Linked DNA regions of Homo sapiens: region 2 is linked to region 1. Evidence: chromatin contacts called from ENCODE Hi-C or POLR2A ChIA-PET data. All regions are on one chromosome and are shown on one strand. Each heading gives the region's core, a stretch centred on a gene start or an enhancer-like site at or near the end of the contact. The rest is flanking DNA. Distances are from core to core; before and after follow the strand shown. Region 1 overlaps PITPNC1 (phosphatidylinositol transfer protein cytoplasmic 1). Region 2 holds the start of C17orf58 (chromosome 17 open reading frame 58).

Region 1 (5,297 bases), core at 1,667-4,166:
AACTCCTGACCTTAAGTGATCCATCCGCCTCAGCATCCCAAAGTGCTGGGATTACAGAGTGAGCCACCGCACCTGGCCTCATGTCTTGTCTTACCTACGGCTTTCCCCCTCTTTCTGCGTTTTCTCCACCCTTTACCGCTGAGTCAGCCTCTGTATACCATTATTCATGATGGGAACTCAGCTTGTCTGACAGTTGGTTTTAAGGCACAATTAGAAAATATTCCTTGATAGTACAATGAGTTTGCAGTTTTTAAGTTGTGGTTTTGGCCAGAGATATTAATAAGGGTTTGGACGTTGAGTGGAATACTAAGAATAAGAAAGGGGATGTGCTTAAAATACATCTCATGTGCCTTCTGTTTAATTACACGGTAATTTGTAAAAGAGACTGGTTTCTGTGGCCTTGAATACTAATATAGACTTTCCCTCACCACAGCTTATCTTCGAGTCATAAACACAGAGGCATGCATAGTTCACACATCTCCATGTATTTTCTGTTTCCAAGGAAGATATGATCACTCTGAAGAACCAAAAGATGAGTCACTCTGAAAACTTTTCTTCCTTTGTCTTAATGTCATGACTGTCTTAACAATTGACTGTGTTTATTTCAGCAACATTTATCTTTAGTCTCTTCTCTTTGGCTCAGTCAGATGTTTTCAGTTTCACCCAGCACGGACCACAGCCATATTACCTCCTATATCCCAGTGGATAACTTCTGCAGGAAAACTTCAGCTACTTGACACTCTTGGGAAACGAGCTGGGTGTTCCTGATAAGAAAGGTTTACCAGAATCTTGTAAAGATGGTTTCTCTAATAATAGCTAACATATTTATAAGCGTGCTATGTTTTAGAACATGGGTGTCCAAACTTTTGGCTTCCTTGGGCCACATTGGAAGAATTGTCTTGGACCACATATAAAATACACTAACACTGGCCGGGTGCGGTGGCTCACGCCTGTAATCCCAGCACTTTGGGAGGCCAAGGCAGGTGGATCACGAGGTCAGGAGATGGAGACCATCCTGGCTAACACGGTGAAACCCCGTCTCTACTAAAAATACAAAAATTAGCCGGGCGTGGTGGTGGGCACCTGTAGTCCCAGCTACTCGGGAGGCTGAGGCAGGAGAATGGCGTGAACCTGGGAGGTGGAGCTTGCAGTGAGCCGAGCTTGCAGTGAGCCGAGATTGCACCACTGCACTCCAGCATGAGCGAGAGAGTGAGACTCCGTCTCAAAATAAATAAATACATAAATAAATAATAAAATAAAATAAAACTAATGATAACTGATGAGCTAAAATAAATAAATAAAGGTCCGTGTATAATTTTTGTGATATCTGCCACCACAGATAAGCCAAAAAGTCCTCTTATTCAAAGGGTTGGACATGGCTGTTTCAGTAACTTCATTACAGGCTTTGTGAACATTATCTCATGTAATCCTAAAACAAAACAAAACAGAACAAAATGACTTTCCCTGTCTCGATTTCCTGAGTGATCTTTGTAAACATCAGCTATTACAGTGTGCTCTTTTGTGTAGATTTCAGGTGTATGTGACTCTTGTAAGCATTCAGCTTACCACTGTTTATTGAGTGATTATTATGTGCCAGATACAGCTCTGGACACAGGTGTGACTAAAACAAACTCCCTGCCCTCAAGGTGCTTATATTCTGGAGGTGGGAGGAGGACCCTGACAACAGCATGGAAATATACAAATATAATATAATGTCAGGTAGCCACAAATATAGCAGGATATAGGGACAGCGAGTGGGGGTGGGGAGAGTGGTGGCGGAAGACCCTTGAGGAGGCGACAGTTGAGCAGAGACCTGGATGAATCGTGGGAGCAAGGCTTGTAGATATTTGGCAAAAGAGCCATTTGATTGTGACTTACGTGGTTCTCCCTCTTCTGCTTTCTATAGTTTTCCTGTCTCCTGGCAGTCAGTGCCAGGAAAGAATTTAGTTGGGCCAGACCAAGGGAAGCCAGACCTAGAAAGGAGGCAAAGCTACAGGTGCAGAGCAGAGATTGCTAAGGTCTTAGCCGCGGGCTGCGGGAGCGAGCCTGGGCGGGCGGGTAAGGCTGTGGAACCGGAGTCTGGAGAGTCTGCTGGCTGCGCACAAACACGGCTGTGCTTCTGGGCAGATGAATGGAGGGCAAGCCAGCCCCGGGCAGAAGATAGAACAGAGAGGAAGCTGGGGAGCCGGGTGCAGTAACTCGAAATCCCAGCACTTTAGGAGGCCGAGGAGGGCGGATCCCTTGAGGCTAGGAATTCCAGAGCAGCCTGGGCAACATAGGGAGAGTCTGGGTGTGGTGGCCTGCGCCTGTAAACCCAGCTACTCGGGAGGCTGAGGCAGAAGGATCGCTTGAGCATAGGAGTTTGAGGCTGCAGTGAGCTATGATTGTGCCACTGTGCTACAGCCTGGATAGTAGAGTGAGACTCCATCTCTAAAAAATAGAAATAAGAAAAAGAGGAAGCCAGGTGCAGGCTCAGGAGGCTGACGCAGGAGGATCACTTGAACCCAGGAGGCTGACGCAGGAGGATCACTGGAACCCAGCAGTCTGAGACTAGCGTGCAAGGATCACCCCTGTGAATAGCCACTGCACTCTAGCCTGGGTGACATAGCGAGACTCTGTCTCCTCCTCCCCATAATAATAATAATAATAATAAAGAGGAATCTGGTGCTGGCATAGAGGTACAGGCTGGATGGGAGGGTGGTCAGGATGGGGCAAGGGGCCGAGACCACAAATGGTCCTGCTCCTGGGGCTTAGAACGGGACCTGGTTCTCCAGGGAGGTGAAGAGGAGCAAGGCCAGAGCTCAGCAGCAGAAGCTGTGGTTTAAGAGAGAGGCTTGATTATAGATGTTAGGAAGTCAAGAGCCCAGTGCCTAGAACCTGGGCTGCAGACGGGGAATGAGGCTTATGGCTCCGTAATGGTGATGTAATGCTGACACCTCAGCTGTGGCACCACAGAGTCCTGTGTTACCCCTCCCTGTGCCCACACAAGATTACCAGAAACTACTTTGCATCCCATTGAATGCAATCTGCTCTGTGCCTCTTTTGTAAAATCTGCCCATTTACACATGGTGTTGCCACCCCAGCCTGGGAACTGAGCAGCAAGAGGAAGCCTCCCACCCGCCCCACTCCCAAGTAGCGTTTCCTTTTCCGGCTCCCACAGGCCCATTACATAACCTTTCTTAGGGCCCTCTGCACAGAGCTGTAATCTTTGGTAGAGGGGCAGGCTGTGCTTTAGAAGCCCGGAGCTCAGGCTGGGCGCGGTGGCTCACACCTGTAATCCCAGCACTTTGGGAGGCCGAGGCAGGTGGATCTCTTGAGGCCAGGAGTTCAAGACCAGCCTGGCCAACATGGCAAAACCCCGTCTGTACTAAAAATACAAAAAAATTTGCCAGGTGTGGTGGTGCATGCCTGTGATCCCAGCTACTCAGGAGGCTGAGGTGGGAGGATTGCTTGAGCCCAGGAGGTGGAGGTTGCAGTGAGCTGTTGCAACAGGGAACAACAGAGTGAGACTCTGCCTCAAAAAAAAAAAAAAAATAAAAAAATAAAAGGCCAGGCTAGGTGGCTCACGCCTGTAATCCCAACACTTTGGGAGGCTGAGGTGGGTGGATCGCCTGAGGTCAGGAGTTCGAGACCAGCCTGGCCAACATGGAGAAACCCCGTCTATACTAAAAATACAAAAATTAGCTGGGCATGGTGGCGGGCACCTGTAGTCCCAGCTACTCAGGAGGCTGAGGCAGGAGAATGACGTGAACCCGGGAGATGGAGCTTGCAGTGAGCTGAGATCACGCCACTGCACTCCAGCCTGGGTGACAGAGCGAGACTCCATCTCAAAAAAAAAAAAAAAAAAAAAAGAAGCCCAGAGCTCAAGATCTGGTCAGACTCCCTGGTTTGAACCTTGGCTCCTCTTGGGCAAATTACGCAACCTCAGTTACTTCATCTGTAAAACGGAAATTATAATAGTACTTACCTCTGCAGGATTCTTGTGAAGATAAAAGCCACAGAACAGTGGCTGGGCCCCAGAAGTGTTAGTGCTTTTGACGTTTCTGTAACCTTCACTAAACGTGACACCCTCCGGGGCCATTGTAGGCATTTTTGTACCCTCAGTGTCTAACATGTTACCCAGCAGGCACATGGATTCATTCAACAAGTATTTATTGAATGCCTTCTTCCAGGCCCTGGGATGCAGGGACATAGCCACCAATGAGACAAACTCCTGCCCCCATGGGGCTGACATTGTGCTGGGGGAGACAGACTGTAAGCAAGTGAACAAGGACACAAATAATACAGTTTCAGGCCAGGTGCGGTGGCCTACACCTGTAATCTCAGCACTTTGGTAGGCCAAGGTGGGCAGATCACGAGGTCAGGAGTTCGAGATCAGCTTGACCAACATGGTGAAACCCCATCTCTACTAAAAATACCAAAATTAGGCAGGTGTGGTGGTGCACATCTGTAATCCCAGCTACTCAGGAGGCTGAGGCAGGAGAATCGCTTGAACCTGGGAGGAGGAGGTTGCAGTGGGCCGAGATCATGCCACTGTACTCCAGCCTGGACAACAGAGCGGGACTTTGTCTACCACCGCACCCTCCCCGCCAAGAAGAACAATTTCAGCTAGTGATAAGTGGTATAAAAAAATAAGTTGGGGTCCTGTAATCGAGTGACCTAAGATGTGTGAGATACATGGTTGGTGGTTTTTTTGTTTGTTCCTTTGTTTTACTTTTTATTTTTTTGAGATACAATCTTGCTGCTCTGTTGCCCCAGGCTGCAGTGTTGTGGTGTGATCATAGCTCACTGCAGCCTCCAATTCCTGGGCTCAAGGGATCCTCCTGCTTCAGCCTCCCAAGTAGCTGGGACTACAGATGTGTGCCACCACACCCAGCCACCCAGCTAATTTTTAAATTTTTTGTAGAGACAGGGTCTCACTTTCTTGCCCAGGCTGGTCTTAAATTCCTGGCCTCAAAGGATCCTCCTGCCTCAGCTGCCTCCCAGAGTGTTGGGATTACAGGCCTGAGCCACCGTGTCTGGCTGGGGGTGCTATTTTAAAAAGAATGGACAGAAAATTTCTGCGAGGATTTGACGTTTGAACAATGGTCTTATCTAAGCGACAATCTGAGAGACAGCTGTCCAGACACAGGGAGCAGCAAGTACTAGCATGGCCTCTTTGTGTTTGAGCCAGGAGAGGAATAAAGGTGAGGGTGAGGGAGGCAAGAGGTAAGCAGAAGGTAGGGAGGCCAGGGAGGGGAAGGAGGGTGATGGAACGAACGTACCGGACAGGGCGTGGAAAGCGTTCGGGGCCTGGC
Region 2 (5,297 bases), core at 720-3,219, 560 kb after region 1:
GTGTGTGTGTGTGTGTGTATATATATATATATATATAAAACATATATAAACATCCGCCTCTTTGCTATTTACAGTTTGTTGAGAAAGTACCAAGAGCAAACCCCAGGGGGAAAGGTCTCATATTACAGGTTCTCCTAATTCTTTAAGCGCCCCTGACAACAGAACTATTTGGTTTTCCCATCCATGTTTACACTGTCATCCCGGTCTCTGCAGAATCGAGCATTTGTAAGTGGATTTTTATCTGGCTTCTTGGACACCACTTACTGGTAAACCACAGCTAAGGAAGGTTTTAAAAGCTTGGCTGGGAGGCAGAGAGGCCCCTGGTTAAGTATAAAAGCACACGTCGCTTACATTTTTTTCCCCATTAGATGATGGAGGAAAGACTCCTAAATGGTATGGCATGAAAACAAATTTTTAAAATTATTAATGATTTTCCCTAGTTCTGCAGACAGGTTGGTGAGTAAACCTCAGCCAGCTTGGGAGCTGGGCACCTTTCCATACCAGTTACACAATTTCACCTCCTTGCTTGCCTGGGTCCCAGTGCCCTCCAAACAGGCAAGAACTAGCCTTTATTTTTCTCTCCCCTTGCATTAAAGAGATGGATCTGCCCATTTGCAGCTCTGGCAACACTTCATTTAAAGTTGATCAGTCTTGCCAAATCGATAATCTGCTTTAAAATCAGCTTTCACCCAGCAATAATAGCTGGTTAGAGTTCATGTTTTTGCAAAGAGGTTGATTCTGACTCATTATGTTGTTAAACGGTTGTGCCATGCACAGCTGAATAAAGTTCTGGTGGATATCCAATTCCTGACTGTCAACTGTTGACCTCACAACTGCTTCCCCATTGATATAACCATCTGTTGTCATGGGAAAGATTGTCTGATATTTGGGTTAAATGCCACTGAAGTCATTCAATTTCCATGTGGAAAAATAACCCAGAGTAAATTGCCCTGTGAGGTACGGAAACTGTTTTTCCCAGAGATAGCGAAGCCGACAGAACATCCAAATAAAAGCAAAACAAAAACACGATCCCCCAGAGAACCCCTCATTTCTTCACGGGCTGAGTAACTTAATTTCATTTCGTGCATGAAGTATAAGAGTGTGTGCGTGTTAGTTAAACCCCGGCTCAGGTGTCCCAAGGTTGTGCGCTGGGGCTGCGGGGAGAGCAAAGTGCCCGGGGCTGCCGGATTTCGGCCCCGCTTCCCCCCAGCCCTCCACAGCGCCCCCCGCAGCCCCTGCTCACCCAGTCGAGGGGGGCGGACCCCGCGGCGTCCTGCGAGCCCGGCCCGGGCACGGCTCCCGAAAGGCGCGCCACGACCCCTTTTGACACTTTCCCTCCTCCGTGATGGAGCAACTACTTAACATGCAAAGTTTTCCCCAGCCTGCCCGGCTTGCTCGGGATCATTTCAGTAGCTAAATTGGCTTCTTTCCGAAAAGGCTGCCAAGAGACACGAAACCTTGGGGACACACTTTGCTCCTTTATAAGACGAACGCAGACCCGGGGTGTCCTCTCTTGCGAGCTCTGACCCCCCTCCTCGTCCCACGTTTCACTGAGCCTCCTTCCCAGCTCCCCCCCACAGATCCCCGCTCCGCTCCCAGGGCCCCGCACTACACCAATCTTACTTTTTCTCTCCGCCACCGGTGCTTCGGGGGATGATCCGACGATCAAACAGAGGAGCCAGAAAGCTCTAGCTGTCATTTTTGCAGACAGGGTTCCCAGGCTCTAAAAGTGAGCCTGGTCTTTTGCTTGCTTTCTCTCCCCCAACCCCTTCTCCACACCCCCACCCCCGTTCATGCTAATGAGGGGCAGCCTTTGGGGAAACGGGAATCACTCGCTGAGCAGACCATTGGAACAAAACCGAGCCGCAGGGATTTCTCCCTCTTCCTTCCTAAGGAGGACGAGCACATGGCCTTGCAAAGTTGTCCCCGGGAATGTCTGTCCTGTGATCTGCGGGCGAGGAGAGCATCACAGCCTAAACTTTAAACCTGTGTGCGTTTGCGCGCTGGGGTGGGGGCAGCAAAGGGTGGGGTGACAAGTGCAGAGAATAAGCGTGTTTCGGGACTGAGGGACTGGGTGGGGGAGAACGAGTGACGGGAGCTTTTTTCTAGATTAGGTCAACAACAAATAGGAAAATAGTGCTTAAGACAGCGTGGGTTTGTGGAAGGGAGATTCCAGATGACAGAGAATGTATCCTGGAATGTGTGTGTTAGGCAATTTCTAGAGAAACCAAGTCACTGCTTCCTTAGTAAAACTGTTTCATTATATATCACAGCTCATTGTAACCTCTGCCTCCCGGACTAAAGCGATTCTCGTGCCTCAGCCTCTCAAGTAGCTGGGATTACAGGCATATGCCACCATGCGAGGCTAATTTTTGTATTTTTAGCAGAGACGGGATTTCACCGTGTTGGCCAGGCTGGTCTCAAACTCCTGACCTCAAGTGATCCACCCACCTTGGCCTCCCAAAGTGCTGGGATTACAGCATGAGCCACCACGCCGGGCCCAGAGGTCTAATTATTAATCAGAATGTTGCCTGTTGAGGCCAGGCAGGGTGGTTCATGCCTGTAATCCCAGTACTTTGGGAGCCCGAGACAGGAGGATCTCTTGAGCTCAGGAGTTCAAGACCAGCCTGAGCAACATGGAGAGAACCTGTCTCTACAAAAAATACAAAAATTAGCCAGGCATGGTGGCTCGCATCTGTGGTCCCAGCCACTTGGGAGGCTGAGGTGGGAGGATCACTTGAGCCTAGGAGGTGGAGGTTGCAGTGAGCCGAGATTGTGCCACTGCACTCCAGCCTGGGTGACAGAGAGAGGCCCTGTCTCAAAAAAAAAAAAAAAAAAAAAAGAAGAAGAAGAAGAAGAAGAAAGAAAAGAAAGAGGAGGAGCCAGGCACAGTGGCTCACGCCTGTAATCCCAGCATTTTGGGAGGCCAAGGCAGGCGGATCACGAGGTCAGGAGTTCAAGACCAGCCTGGCCAAATTAGTGCAACCCTGTCTCTACTAAAATTACAAAAAAGTTAGCAGGGTGTGGTGGCACACACCTGTAGTCCCAGCTACTCAGGAGGCTGAGGCAGGAGAATCGCTTGAACCTGGGAGGCAAAGGTTGCAGTGAGCTGAGACTATGCCATTGCACTCCAGCCTGGGTGATAGAGTGAGACTTTTGTCTCAAAAAGAAAAAAAAAAAGAGGAGGAGGAGGAGAACGAAGAAGAAGAAGAAGGAGAGCAGGGCCAGGTGTGGTGGCTCACGCCTGTAATCCCAGCACTTTGGGAGGACAAGGTGGGTCGATCACGAGGCCAGGAGATCCAGACCATCCTGGCTGACACAGTGAAACCCCGTCTCTACTGAAAATACAAAAAATTAGCCGGGCGTGGTGGCGGGCGCCTGTAGTCCCAGCTACTCAGGAGGCTGAGGCAGGAGACTGGCGTGAACCTGGGAGGCGGAGCTTGCAGTGTGGCGCCACTGCCCTGCCCTCCAGCCTGGGTGACAGAGTGAGACTCTGTCTCAAAAAAAAAAAAAAAAAAAAAAAAGAAGGAGAGGAGGAAGAGGAGGAGGAGGAGGAAAGAAGTTTGCCTGTTGAGCATTAAATCAAAGAAAATAAATTTGCTGGCTGGGTGCGGTGGCTCAACCTGTAATCCCAACACTCTGGGAGGCCAAGGTGGGCAGATCACGAGGTCAGGAGTTCGAGACCAGCCTGGCCAACATAGTAAAACCCCATATCTACTAAAAATACAAAAATTAGCGAGTCATGGTGGCGGGCACCTGTAATCCCAGCTACTTGGGAGGCTGAGGGAGGAGAATCGCTTGAACCCAGGAGGCAGAAGTTGCAGTGAGCCAAGACTGCGCCACTACACTCCAGCCTGGGCAACAGCACAGGACTCTGTCTCAAAAAAAAAAAAAAAAAAAGAAAAAGAAAAAGAAAAAAAAGAAAAGAAATTTGCCTGTTGAGCATTAAATCAAATTGCAGCTAAGGAGATGAGCTAATCTTCCCTCATTCAGGTGTTAGAGGAGTGAATTATATTCTCCATCCAAAAGAGTAAACCTCTACAGCCCCTGCAAAGCTTGGGTATACCAGAGTCAGGGTCTCCAGACCCTAGACAAGACCAGATAAACACTAGTAAATTCATGCCCTTGGGGCCCTGTTTATAGATGTCCTCAGATCCCCTTCTTTCACGTGCTCTTTCTTTAAGTCAAGTGGAATAAAATTCACTAGGCTTAAGATTTCTCAGTTACAACCACATCTCTAACATACCTTCTTACCATTACATTCAAATCACCCAGAACCTATTGGGGGTGTTCCCGAAACTCTTCTGTTGCAGGAATGTTGTGAATGCCCTGAAACCCACACCCTGAAATGTAGAGGCAGGGAGCAGGCTGGATGGCTCCCAGGGGCTCCCAGAGGCTCCTGGGGTGGCACCAGCTGGAAGAACCTGCCAGAGTCCAGTCCTGGGTCTTGGGCAGTGTCTGGCTTGAGCCTTAGAAATCACACTAATGGGCCAGGCGCGGTGGCTCACGCCTGTAATCTCAGCCCTTTGGGAGGCTGAGGTGGGCGGATCACCTGAGGTCAGGAGTTTGAGACCAGCCTGACCAACATGGTGAAACCCTGTCTCTACTAAAAATACAAAAATAGCCAGGCATGGTGGCAGGTGCCTGTAATCCCAGCTACTTGGTAGGCTGAGGCAGGAGAATCGCTTGAACCCGGGAGGCGGAGGTTGCAGTGAGCCGAGATCGCACCATCGCACTCCAGCCTAGGGGACAAGAGCGAGACTTCGTCTCAAAAAAGAAGAAGAAGAAAAAAAAGAAACCACACTAATGGTGGAAGGTACAAAGAGTTCAAAGAGACTGATCTATGTAGCCAGAATGCCAGTTTATTAATTTACAATGAGAAATCAAATCAGAAATGCAAACTCATGTCAGCCTGGGTAGCATTCTCTTTCTATAAACAAGCCACAGAGGAAGCCAAGTTATCCTCAGGGTGCTTGGTAATATAAACCAGAGCCTGGGGAGTTTGTCACCTGATTGGAATGTTTAACAGTATTGGTTTCTGACAGCCTAAGTGTTTGTCTCTGCAATAGGTGTGTATACCTGTCAGGAGGAAGAACCCAAGAGACCAACTGGCATTCCCTTCCTTGATAATTTCTGGTATTTTGAGTGTGTGTTTCTGCTTAGCAGATATTTATTGAGCATCTACTCTGTGTTGTATAATAAAGAATTTGAAGTCCAGGCGCAGTGGCTCACACATGTAATCCTGGCACTTTGGAAGGTTGAGGCGGGCGGATCACTTGAGTTTAGGAATTCAAGAC

Evidence for each region. A loop is a pair of places that touch in the nucleus more often than their neighbours do. ChIA-PET counts read pairs that join two places held with the same protein, here RNA polymerase II (POLR2A). Pooled maps may share reads with other maps.
Region 2: a pooled map shows a loop between it and region 1 (2.0-fold over the local background). The contact joins the promoter of C17orf58 here to the enhancer-like site in region 1. A Hi-C loop is called at or near these places in 2 of 50 pooled maps. POLR2A ChIA-PET finds 5 or more read pairs at or near these places in 3 of 52 experiments (CD4-positive, alpha-beta T cell, WTC11 and activated CD8-positive, alpha-beta T cell).

Annotation. Positions count from the first base shown.
Region 1 is chr17:67,431,280-67,436,576 of GRCh38, forward strand. The region is part of intron 1 of PITPNC1 (phosphatidylinositol transfer protein cytoplasmic 1); the gene reads left to right. Among named protein-coding and RNA genes, the nearest start is that of MIR548AA2, 38 kb to the right of the region's middle. Within about 2 kb of position 2,917, at least 14 of the 41 ENCODE cell types and tissues checked have a DNase peak (open chromatin) inside an H3K27ac peak, as active enhancers do; they include CD4-positive, alpha-beta T cell, where a contact is called at or near this core.
Region 2 is chr17:67,994,500-67,999,796 of GRCh38, forward strand. C17orf58 (chromosome 17 open reading frame 58) reads right to left here and starts at 1,970. Exons shown (of 4, transcript NM_001382359.1): 1 at 1,624-1,970. The coding sequence starts at 1,699. RefSeq lists a silencer at 1,200-1,289.